Regions from separate parts of the Homo sapiens genome. Here region 2 is linked to region 1. A link is an interaction called in ENCODE POLR2A ChIA-PET data of the cell type or tissue named here. Cell type or tissue: Caco-2. All regions are shown on one strand.

Region 1 (5,000 bases):
CATCTTGGGTGTTAGGTTTCAACATATGAATTTGCGGAGGACACATATATCCAGACCATCACATACACATTGCGCACACATTATGGGCTAGTATGATTACTGTAGGAAAAAATAATAATCAAGGCAGCTCCCATGTTTTGAACATCTTCTATGTGCCAAAGGTTTAAACTTTTATCTAAAAAAGTTTTATCTATCTGCAACTTGTGACTCAGAGATAAAAGGTATTTTTATTATTCTTTTTTTCTTTTTTTGAGGCAGGGTCTCACTCTGTTGCCCAGGTTGGAGTGCAATGGCGCAATCACAGCTCACAGCAGCCTCAACCTCCTGGGCCTCACGTGGTCCTCCCACCTCAGCCTCTCGAGTAGCTGGGACTACAGGTGCGTGCCCCTACACCTGGCTAATTTTTGTATTTTTTTGTTGAGACAGGGTTTCACCATGTTGCCCAGGCTGGTCTTGAACTCCTCACCTACCTTTGCCTCCCAAAGTGCTGGGATTACAGGCATGAGCTACCATGCCCAGCCTATTCTAGTTTTTACAGATGAAAAACCTATATTTTCCCAAGTGACTCAATCTTTCCAGGGCTCAGTTTCCTGATTTGCAGGTTGGGGACAATGCCTTGCTTCTTTGGCTGTTGTGAGGATTAGGGATGATGTGTGAAGGAACATCCACATTGCAATGGTGGGCTGAGACCTAGTCACTGGGTACAGCTTCAGAGACTGCCCCATAGTGGGGAAAGGCAGAGACAGGGTTACTGGCTGTAGTCCCAAACAGAATCTATCTCCAACTTGTGACTCAGAGATCTGCCTCGTGTCTGAGGCCTCTGGCACTAAGTCAGCTTCATCTGCTATCAAGTTCTGTTTACACCTTAAGAGAATCCAGGTTCTCATTTCTGATTCTATTCCTAGTTGGTGACAACAGAAACTATGTTTAGGATGACTCTGAGTCTTGGAAGCCATCTGATCTGAAGCTTGGGGGCACTGGAAAATAATCTCCAGCTAGGTCTGGGCTTCCAAGGAGAGAAATGAATGCATTTCTCTTGGATAAAATGGAAGGGGGAAACCTTTGGTTTGAGAGGTGACTCTAGTGCACTGTAAGATACATTATTACAGTTGCCTCATCAGCTGCCTCTTACCAGCTGCTGAATGTCCACCATGTTCCAAGGACTTAAGAGGCACTATCTTTGCCTCATATCAACCTGCAAGGTAAACATTGCCCCTCAGTTCTGCCTCTTCTTTGCTATACGACAAAAACAGAGGTTTTTGTCACACTTACTGGTTGTGTGACATTGGAATGTATTGTGTAACCTTGCTGAATCTCAGCTTTCCTAACTCTAAACAGGCTTGCTGAATTAAGCGAGAGAATGTATGTATAACCCAAAGTACATAGTAGGCACTTTACAAATGTTATTTCCCTTGTACTCTTCTTCCTATACTGTAATATACCTGGCCTTGTGGTGGGCAGAGGACAGAGACCACTCAGACCAAGTCCCTTCCCAACTACTTGGGGCTGAGATTTCCCTCTTCCATACCCAGGCTGGGTTGTTCCTCATAGCAGGGGAGCAAAAAGTCTGGGGCACAGTCAGAAGGTTGGTGAAAATCATCAGGCCTGCAGTTGCTAAGGATGGACTGAGGCAAGGCATGACGGTCGTCCACCTTGGAGTTCCCTCCTCAGTGGGCCCTGCCTTCCTCCCCTCTTTCTGCATCACTCTCATTCTTAGCATCCAACAGTCAAATCTTGCCAGTGCTGAAGGATAATGGAGATCAAAGGGAGGATGGCAATTTATCTTCTTCCTATTGACACAACACTTCACTGTTTTCTAAACCCTTTTGAGGATTCACTGACTCATCAGATCTACACCACTCTCTGGTGAGGGGGCTGGGCAAGGGTTGTGCTCATGATAGAGCTGAATCAACTGGTTCCCAGGAGGGCCAGTGACTTGCACAAAGTCATCCATCAGGTCACTGACAAGCTCTAGGACAAGGACCTTGAACTCCTGGCTCCTCCTAGTCCAGTTCTCTCTCTGTTCTAGCCCAATGTCTCTCCTGGTAATGTACTGTTAGGTAATACTGTTTATCAAACTTTAGTATTTAAAGTAATTTGTCAGACAATCTTCATGCGACATCACCAACAGGTTAACAAAGCCATTAAAGCTCCTAGTGATTGGAACCTGCAAACATGCCACTAGAACATAGCGAAGGTGATCAACCTGTGATTGTGTTGCCTCACTTAAGATGTGTACGCTGCCTGTTGCACAGCTCTTCCTTCAATTCCAAAAGCAAACTCTCTCACTTTGGGAGGTACTGTGTCAGTTACTATCACAGTGCTCGTTGCTACTTTTGATCAACTTTATACCCTCGTTCCAGAGCTTAAAGAATTCATTACTCCAGACAGATCAGTCTTGGGAAAAGAGGGTCAAAATGCTCCATGGTTCATGGCTGACTGGAACAAAATGAGCAACTTCAACACAAGTGCAAAGTCGCTAAAGCTGTCTTCTGATATATTACATTGTGTGCAAGCTGAGTGGCAATCCAATGCGACAAATCGCCAAAAGGTTTAATACTCTACTATCTACCGTCAGGCCTGGAGGTGTCTCTGTCAGTCGATCTAGATCCTGTGTGTGACTTTAAAGAGGCTGCATCATGGTTAGCATGCAAAGGCCTTGACATCAAAATCACATACTTTCGTTTTAAACTTGATGCTCACCCAAGCCTACGGATGACCCCGTGTACCTTTATAAGCCAATTTAAACTCATTGCCACATTTTCTGAAATGACACCATATGTGACAATGCATAGGTTCATTGAGGAAGGTTTCAACCATGCAGCTTTGTTGACTGGAGTAGGTCATGACATCATGAGGTTCCTGATGGTCAGAAGATGCCTGATTGAGGAAAATGGTGAGGAACTATTTCCTTTCCTCAAAGTATTTAGGCTACGAGGATGTGAGGAATTACCACCCGCTAAGTCCCCAAACCTCTGCATGGCTGTAAATGCATGCAGACGGAAACTGGACACGTCACTCAGGGACTATCAATCAACCAAGGAATCTTTGTCAAAACTGCCAGATCATGATGTTGATGAAGCAGTCTCAAAGCCACCCCTCAAGAAGGCACTTATAAGCAAAGAGGACGAAGATGGATTACAAACTGCATACAACGTAACCAAAGAGGAGATCAAGGTAGCTGTAACACCCAAGCCAGGCAATGAGCAAGTGGGGATTCTATCAAGGCTTCTTGAGGCAATAGAGGCAAGAGAGTGCATGCAAACTTAGGAAAAAAAAAAAGTTAACTCCTCATGGCTTACATTTCAGTTCCAGGTAGTGACTAACAAGTTTAGGTACCAATTAATCAAGTTTCTGTGAGGATGGGTACTTAAATTCTTTTGGTTGCAAGCTACATATATAGATATGTCTAATTCAAGCTAGCTTAAGAAATAAAGGCTGGTGGGTCACTGGTTCCCACAACAGTGAAGGACCCTACTGGCTATCATCAGGACTCTTGCCGCCTCTCAACCCTTATCAGTTTCTGCCTGGCTCCCTTCTTTCAGTTTTCTACTGACACAGGCATTCTCCACCAGCCAAGGATGTTTTTCTGTGATTCAGCTTTCCAAAAGTGCTGGGATTGCAGGTATGAACCACCATGCCCAGCCTGAAAGCTTTCCAATAGTGAAATTAAGAGAGCAGACTGACCTACTGACAGAGCTTAAGGAGTTATGCTGAAAAATTTGGCCAAATTCAGTAGTGCCTTAAACGTCTCAATGGAACAAACAAAGTCAAGTAAAAATTAGCAGTTAAGTTAAAGCTATCATTCCACTTGATTTGGCTGTTAATAAATATTTGTGGCCCCTTCAGCTACAAGTTGAGAATAATCTCAAGGTGTTTTGAAAAAAGGGTAAGATATGCAGTGGCAAGCACCAGCACTGCTGTCAGTGGTGACTCTGTACCTCTGGCTCCTCCTCTTAAAAGCTAGTGTATGACATTGTATTCCGTAAGCAGGCATTGTAATCCCTGCTCTGCTTCCCTTAATAGGTAATTAAGTTCAAATAACAATGTGTAAAAGTGCAAAGGATTATCATTAGTAAAGTTTCTGAGAGTAAAAGTTCTTATGAAAAACCAAGAAATTGCCTCAAATTCATTTTTTAAAACAAGTTGGGTACAAACTAGATATTAGTATAATAGTCATCTTATAGTTTAAGAAAAAAAAAACAATAGTCACCAGAATTAAGTTCTTTATTCCTCTTTGTTGTTTCAAAGAACGATGGTAGTTTTTATAGTACAGAGTATTTCTGGCACTCAGCATCACAAAGCCAAGACACAGTCAGAACACATCAAGCCTCAGAATCTCCCTTGGAGGCCTGGAAAACTAGTAACTATAGAAAACCCAATTAGGGACAGAGGGAAAATACCAGTGAAGTGAGAACCCCAAATCAAGGCTTGGCTTGATTAGGCTGCTCACTCTTCTGGAATAGGCCATAAATTTTCCCCACTGTGCCTTTTGGGCTGTGATCCTTGGGAAAGCCAGGGACAACCAAGCTTAAGCCAGAGAAAGGCCCATCCCAGGAAGTAGTGTAACTGACCTTGAAGCAGGCCAGAACAGAGAATATACATTGAGGGTGAGTGTTCAGCAGGTTTTGAATGCTACACAATCTACAAAGGGATGCAACATCCTTCTCCCTACAGCGGAACTCCCCCTAGCCTTCTCAATTAGCTCCAGAGGCCAAGGATGGTTGACTCATTCATTCATTCAGTGTATCTTTACTGCTAGCTACTCTGTTTCAGGCCCTACGCTGGGTGCAGAGGACAAAGAGAGGAATCAGACATAGTCCTTACCTTCAGGGAATTCAGAATATGACAGAAAAAAGCTTATATTTTTAGATAAGCCACTGTGATTCAAGGTAAAAAGGACACAGTGAGGAGTCAGTCAAGGAGTTCACAGCCTAGCAGAGGCCTACAGGGCACAACATAGACAATAATACATGGCAGCCTATGGTAAGGACCAAAGG
Region 2 (5,000 bases), 93 kb before region 1:
TGTGACATCTGTCTCTGAACCCCCACTCTGCAAAACGCAGAGGGACACTCAGAAAATAGCTCATTGATTTGGAAACATCTCAGAGATGATTTCCTCAAACCCCTCACTGTACGGATGAGAAAATCAAGACTCAGAGACCCACAGTCACAGCAAGAGTGTTAGAGCTGGCCCAGGAGGCAGGACTGTGGGTTGCCAGGCTCCAGGAGTAGCCTCTGCTCTCACTCACCAACTGTGACCTTGAAGGAGGGCCTGGCCTTCTCTGACCTCAGTTTTCTTCATTAGTTGAAGGGGCATAAGCACTTCCTGGCAGAGCTGTCTGATGGGGAGAGATGACGTACAGAAAGTGCAGGATGGACATTCAGGTGGTTGGTTTTTCTGACCCCTCTTCCCCACCAGCACTGTAAAAACCCAACAGGAAAGATCTGCTTGGGCAAGTTCTGTGCCCTGGGAAAATGTCTTTTGGCCCTAAGCACAGGGCTGTATTACTTAGATGTAGTATATAATTCAAAATAAAATAAGAACCCTAACCTATAAAATAAGTGTTGAGACAGTCCAGCCAAATTCTGATATTTCCTATGATGGACTATTTGAATGATGTTTTGAAATATCAAATGTTACATTCTCTCAGGAAGTATTTTTGGTGACCCTGCTTTGCTGGTGACTCAAGCCTGATATGACCCTTGGATAGTCCTGGCAGTGAAAAGCCTTGGACCACCTCTTCGCTGGGGTGTCAGCAAAGCAGTGAAAGGAGGAATGGGGAGGAGAAAGGGCAGCTGGACTGGATGGCCTCTTACGGCTCCTCTGGCTATGACCTTCTTAGTTTCTGTCACTCAAACCCCCCAACTCAGCCTAACGTGGAGACAGTCAGCCCATGACTCACACTCTGACTGCAGCAATGTCCAGGGAAGTGCAGTTTGCATCGTTTTGGGTGCATTGAAAACCTTTCTATTGGATCTGCTGGGATGGGGCTCTAGTTAACTGAGCATTAACCCTTTAGAATGATGATAGTCCATGTTCAACTCCTGTACTGCTCATGGGGGTGACCTCTGAGATTCTTTATTAGGGAGCTCTCACACAGGAGGGTCATTTGTCCCATGTTCATTTTAGACAAAGCATTTTCCAGTCACCACTTCAAAATCTGGGAGCTAGGCTTCACAATCAATCATAGAGCAATGAGCAACCCAGGACTGTCTTTTTTTTTTTTTTTTTTTTTTTGGAGACAGAGTCTCGTTCTGTTACCAGACTGGAGTGCAGTTGTACAATCTTGGCTCACTGCAACCTCCACCTCCCGGGTTCAAGTGATTCTTCTGCCTCAACCTCCTGAGTAGCTGGGATTACAGGTATGTGCTACTACGTACACCCGGCTAATTTTTGTATTTTTGGTAGAGACAAGGTTTCGCCATATTGCCAAGCCTGGTATTGAACTCCTGGCCTCAAGTGATCCCGTCCACCTCGGCTTCCCAAAGTGCTGGGATTATGGGCATGAGTGACTGTGCTTGGCCCTGATAGGTAGTTTTGTGATCCTCACTTTCCTCCCACCCTTCACCCTCAAGTGGGCTCTGGTGTCTGTTGTTTCCTTCTTTGTGTCCATGTGTACTCAATGTTTAGCTCCCACTTAAAGTGAAAACGTGCAGTATTTGGTTTCCTGTTCTGCATTAGTTCACTTAGAATAATGGCCTCCAGCTCCATCCATGTTGCTGCAAAGGACATTATCTCATTCCTTTTCATGGCTGCATAGTATTCCATGGTGTATATGTTCCACATTTTCTTTATCCAGTCTACTGTTGATGGGCATTTAGATTGATTTCATGTCTTTGCTATTGTGAATAGTGCTGTGATGAACACGTATGTGCATGTGCCTTTATGGTAGAGTGATTATTCCTTTGGATATATACCCAATAATGGAATTGCTGGTCTAATGTTAGTTCTGTTTTTAATTCTCTGAGAAATCACCAAACTGCCTCCCACAGTGGCTAAACTAATTTACATTCCCACCAGCAGTGTATAAGCATTCCCTTTTCTCCACAACCTTGCCAGCATGAGTTATTTTTTGAGTTTTTAATAATAGCCATTCTGACTAGTGTGAGATGGTATCTCATTGTGGTTTTAGTTTACATTTCTCTAATGATTAGTGACATAACCCTTATTTTTTAAGTTAATATGTGCATTTTAGGAAACTTAAAAACACAAGAAGTAAAGAACAAAGTCACCTACAATCACAAGCAGTTTACAGTTTCTAGGTCCTCTGTGAATATAGGTATAACATCCAGTTTTATGAGATTGAGATTGTACAGTATGAATCGTGATTTCTTTACACATCACGAATGCTTTTGTTCTAGAAAAGAATGTAGACGTAGTTCCAAGAAAATCAAAGACAAACTGCTCATGGAATCAGTGGAGGTCAAAGAGCAGCAATGTGGATGTGGACCTGAAGCTGGCAGGACCGCCCATCAGAGGCTTCTCCTGAAGTAGGCTAAGCCAGTATTTCCTCAGCTCCAATGCACCAGTCCAGGGCTTGACCCAAGCACATATGTAGTGCGCACATGTCAAAGTTTTCAGAACAATCCCTGAAAACTTTGAGACAGGCTTCTCTTTGGACAGCTACAGCTTTCAGTTATCTGGGTCCCTTCTAGCAACAATGGCCCTCGTGACTGCTCCTTTTGGCTTTGAGGAGGCGGAGCCAACAGCAGAGTGGGCAGACAGTGACTAGACAGAACACCTGCTGGGCTGCAGCAACCGGGAGAAAGGAAGACAAAAGCGACCCGGGATGTGCCTGGAGTCTCTGCTTGGGAACAATAATGGAAAGGTCTACCTTTGGTTTAGGCTCTATCAGGAGTGAGTTCTCCAAGAGAAGGCATTTGCCCCTCCTGTCACAAAAGCCTGAGAGGCCCCCACACAGAGAGACGGGGGACCTAGAGAGCTCAGCAGAGTACACGATTTATTATTATTATTTTTGAGACGGAGTCTCATTGTCTTATCCAGGCTGGAGTGCAGTGGCGCAATCTCAGCTCGCTGCAACCTCCACCTCTTGGGTTCAAGTGATTCTCCTGCCTCAGCCTCCCAAGTAGCTGGGACTATAGGCTTGCACCACCACAGCTGGCTAATTTTTGTATTTTTAGTAGAGACAGGGTTTCACCATGTTGGCCAGGCTGGTCTCAAACTCCTGACCTCAAATAATCCTCCTGCCTTGGACTCCCAAAGTGCTGGGATTATAGGCATGAGCCACCATGGCCAGCAGAGTACATGATTTTATTTTATTTTATTTTTTTGAGACGGAGTCTCGCTCTGTTGGCGATCTCGGTTCACTGCAAGCTCCGCCTCCCAGGTTCACGCCATTCTTGTGCCTCAGCCTCCCGAGTAGCTGGGACTACAGGGGCCCACCACCACGCCCGGCTAATTTTTTTGTATCTTTAGTAGAGACGGGGTTTCACTACGTTAGCCAGGATGGTCTCGATCTACTGACCTCATGATCCACCCACCTTGGCCTCCCAAAGTGCTGGGATTACAGGCGTGAGCCACCACCCTTATAATTTTTAAAGTCATAATTATAACAATTTTTAAAGTCAGTATTATAAAATAAGGCATTTTTGGTGAATTCTAGCTTCCATTCCTGCTCCTTCCACCTATTGCATCCCCTTTAAAGAAACCATTTTTATTCATTAAAACATTTTTCTTTCTATTTTTAATAGAAGATATTTTCACATGTTTACACATATATATAATTTATAAATATTGCTATGTGATACATAAATATGACTATAGAGTTATATTTCCACTCCTTCTGAATGAATAGTAGTCTACTATAGTCTACTACTATACAAGGTGTTGTGCCCCTTGATTTTTAAAATGTAATCAGCAGTTTATAGAGATAAAATTTTTGTTTAAGGTGGGAAAAATTACAATGTATTTGTACACTGGTGGGAATGATTCAGTAGAGAGAAAAATTGGTGATGGAGGAGAGAGGGGAGATTTGAAGTGAATGGCTTTATTTTTATTTTTTGAGACAGGGTCTCCTTCTATTGCCCAGGCTGGAGGGCAGTGGCACAATCATGGCTCACTGCAGCCTTGACCTCCTGGGCTCAAGCAATCCTCCCACCTCAGCCTCCTATGTAGCTGGGACTACAGGCATACACCAAGATGCCCAGCTAATTTTTTATTTTTAGGAATGGGGTTTTGCATGTTGCCCAGGCTGTGACTGACTTTACATAAGGGCATGAGGAGTTCATCTGTGGTCACAGGTAGGAAAGCGCAGTGTGTGGGTGCAGAGGCTGGTAGGTGGGTGGTTGTGGGATGACAGTCTGTGGGAGTTATCACTTGATTGCTGGAGTGGCGATGGGAAGAGGTATTGGTGGACTGAGGAGTGAAGAGAAGGTGTGGAAAAGTCATTGAGAAGAGGAGATGAGAGAAAAGAACAGAGACATATAGGATGAGGGTCTGGCAGTATCAAAGTCCCACTTGAGTTAGGTTTGTTATCTGAGGAGCCTCCTCACACTAAACTCACATGAGGCACACTTACATCCGGAAAACACTGTCTTAAAATTGATCTCATTTTTATCTCAGAGTGCAGTGCTCATTCTGAGTCATAGTGTGTCTGACTAATGGTCCTAATTTTACTGATTCTCTCCAGTAGAGGTTTGGTTTTTTAACCAAACATTGGGATGCTTACATAAACTAATGTGTTTTACATGTGGCAATGATCTGAATTTTTTAAACCTAATCATTTATCTGTCCTCAAAAGTGGCTACCTAAACCGCTTCGCAAGAAAATTAAAACTGTCAGCTAAATGACATAGCTGTCATTCACATAGTAAGTACATATATCATGAACCTACTATGTGCTATATTTTATATCTTGATGTAGCTGGGAGAGGGAGAAAGAATAAAGATAAAAAGATAAATTCTAATATATCAAAAGCTAGTTTAAAATATTTCTAAAATCAAATAAAACATTGAGCTCAAAACCTGACTTCAATTATCACATGTAGTAAAAATACTTAGTCA

The links. ChIA-PET counts read pairs that join two places held together with the same protein. Peaks named below come from ENCODE experiments on the same cell type or tissue, not always from the same donor. Only the 100,000 strongest peaks of a DNase experiment are listed, where the experiment ranks them.
Region 2: POLR2A ChIA-PET joins it to region 1 with 5 read pairs; 1 of 35 experiments calls an interaction of 5 or more read pairs at or near these places.

Annotation. Positions count from the first base shown.
Region 1 is chr11:75,010,117-75,015,116 of GRCh38, reverse strand. NEU3 (neuraminidase 3) reads right to left here. Exons shown (of 3, transcript NM_006656.6): 3 at 4,210-5,000. Among named protein-coding and RNA genes, the nearest start is that of NEU3, 24 kb to the right of the region's middle. In Caco-2, no CTCF peak of the experiment used is centred here; a DNase peak (open chromatin) is centred at 1,886.
Region 2 is chr11:75,103,234-75,108,233 of GRCh38, reverse strand. No RefSeq gene overlaps it. Among named protein-coding and RNA genes, the nearest start is that of OR2AT4, 8.9 kb to the right of the region's middle. In Caco-2, no CTCF peak of the experiment used is centred here; a DNase peak (open chromatin) is centred at 2,673.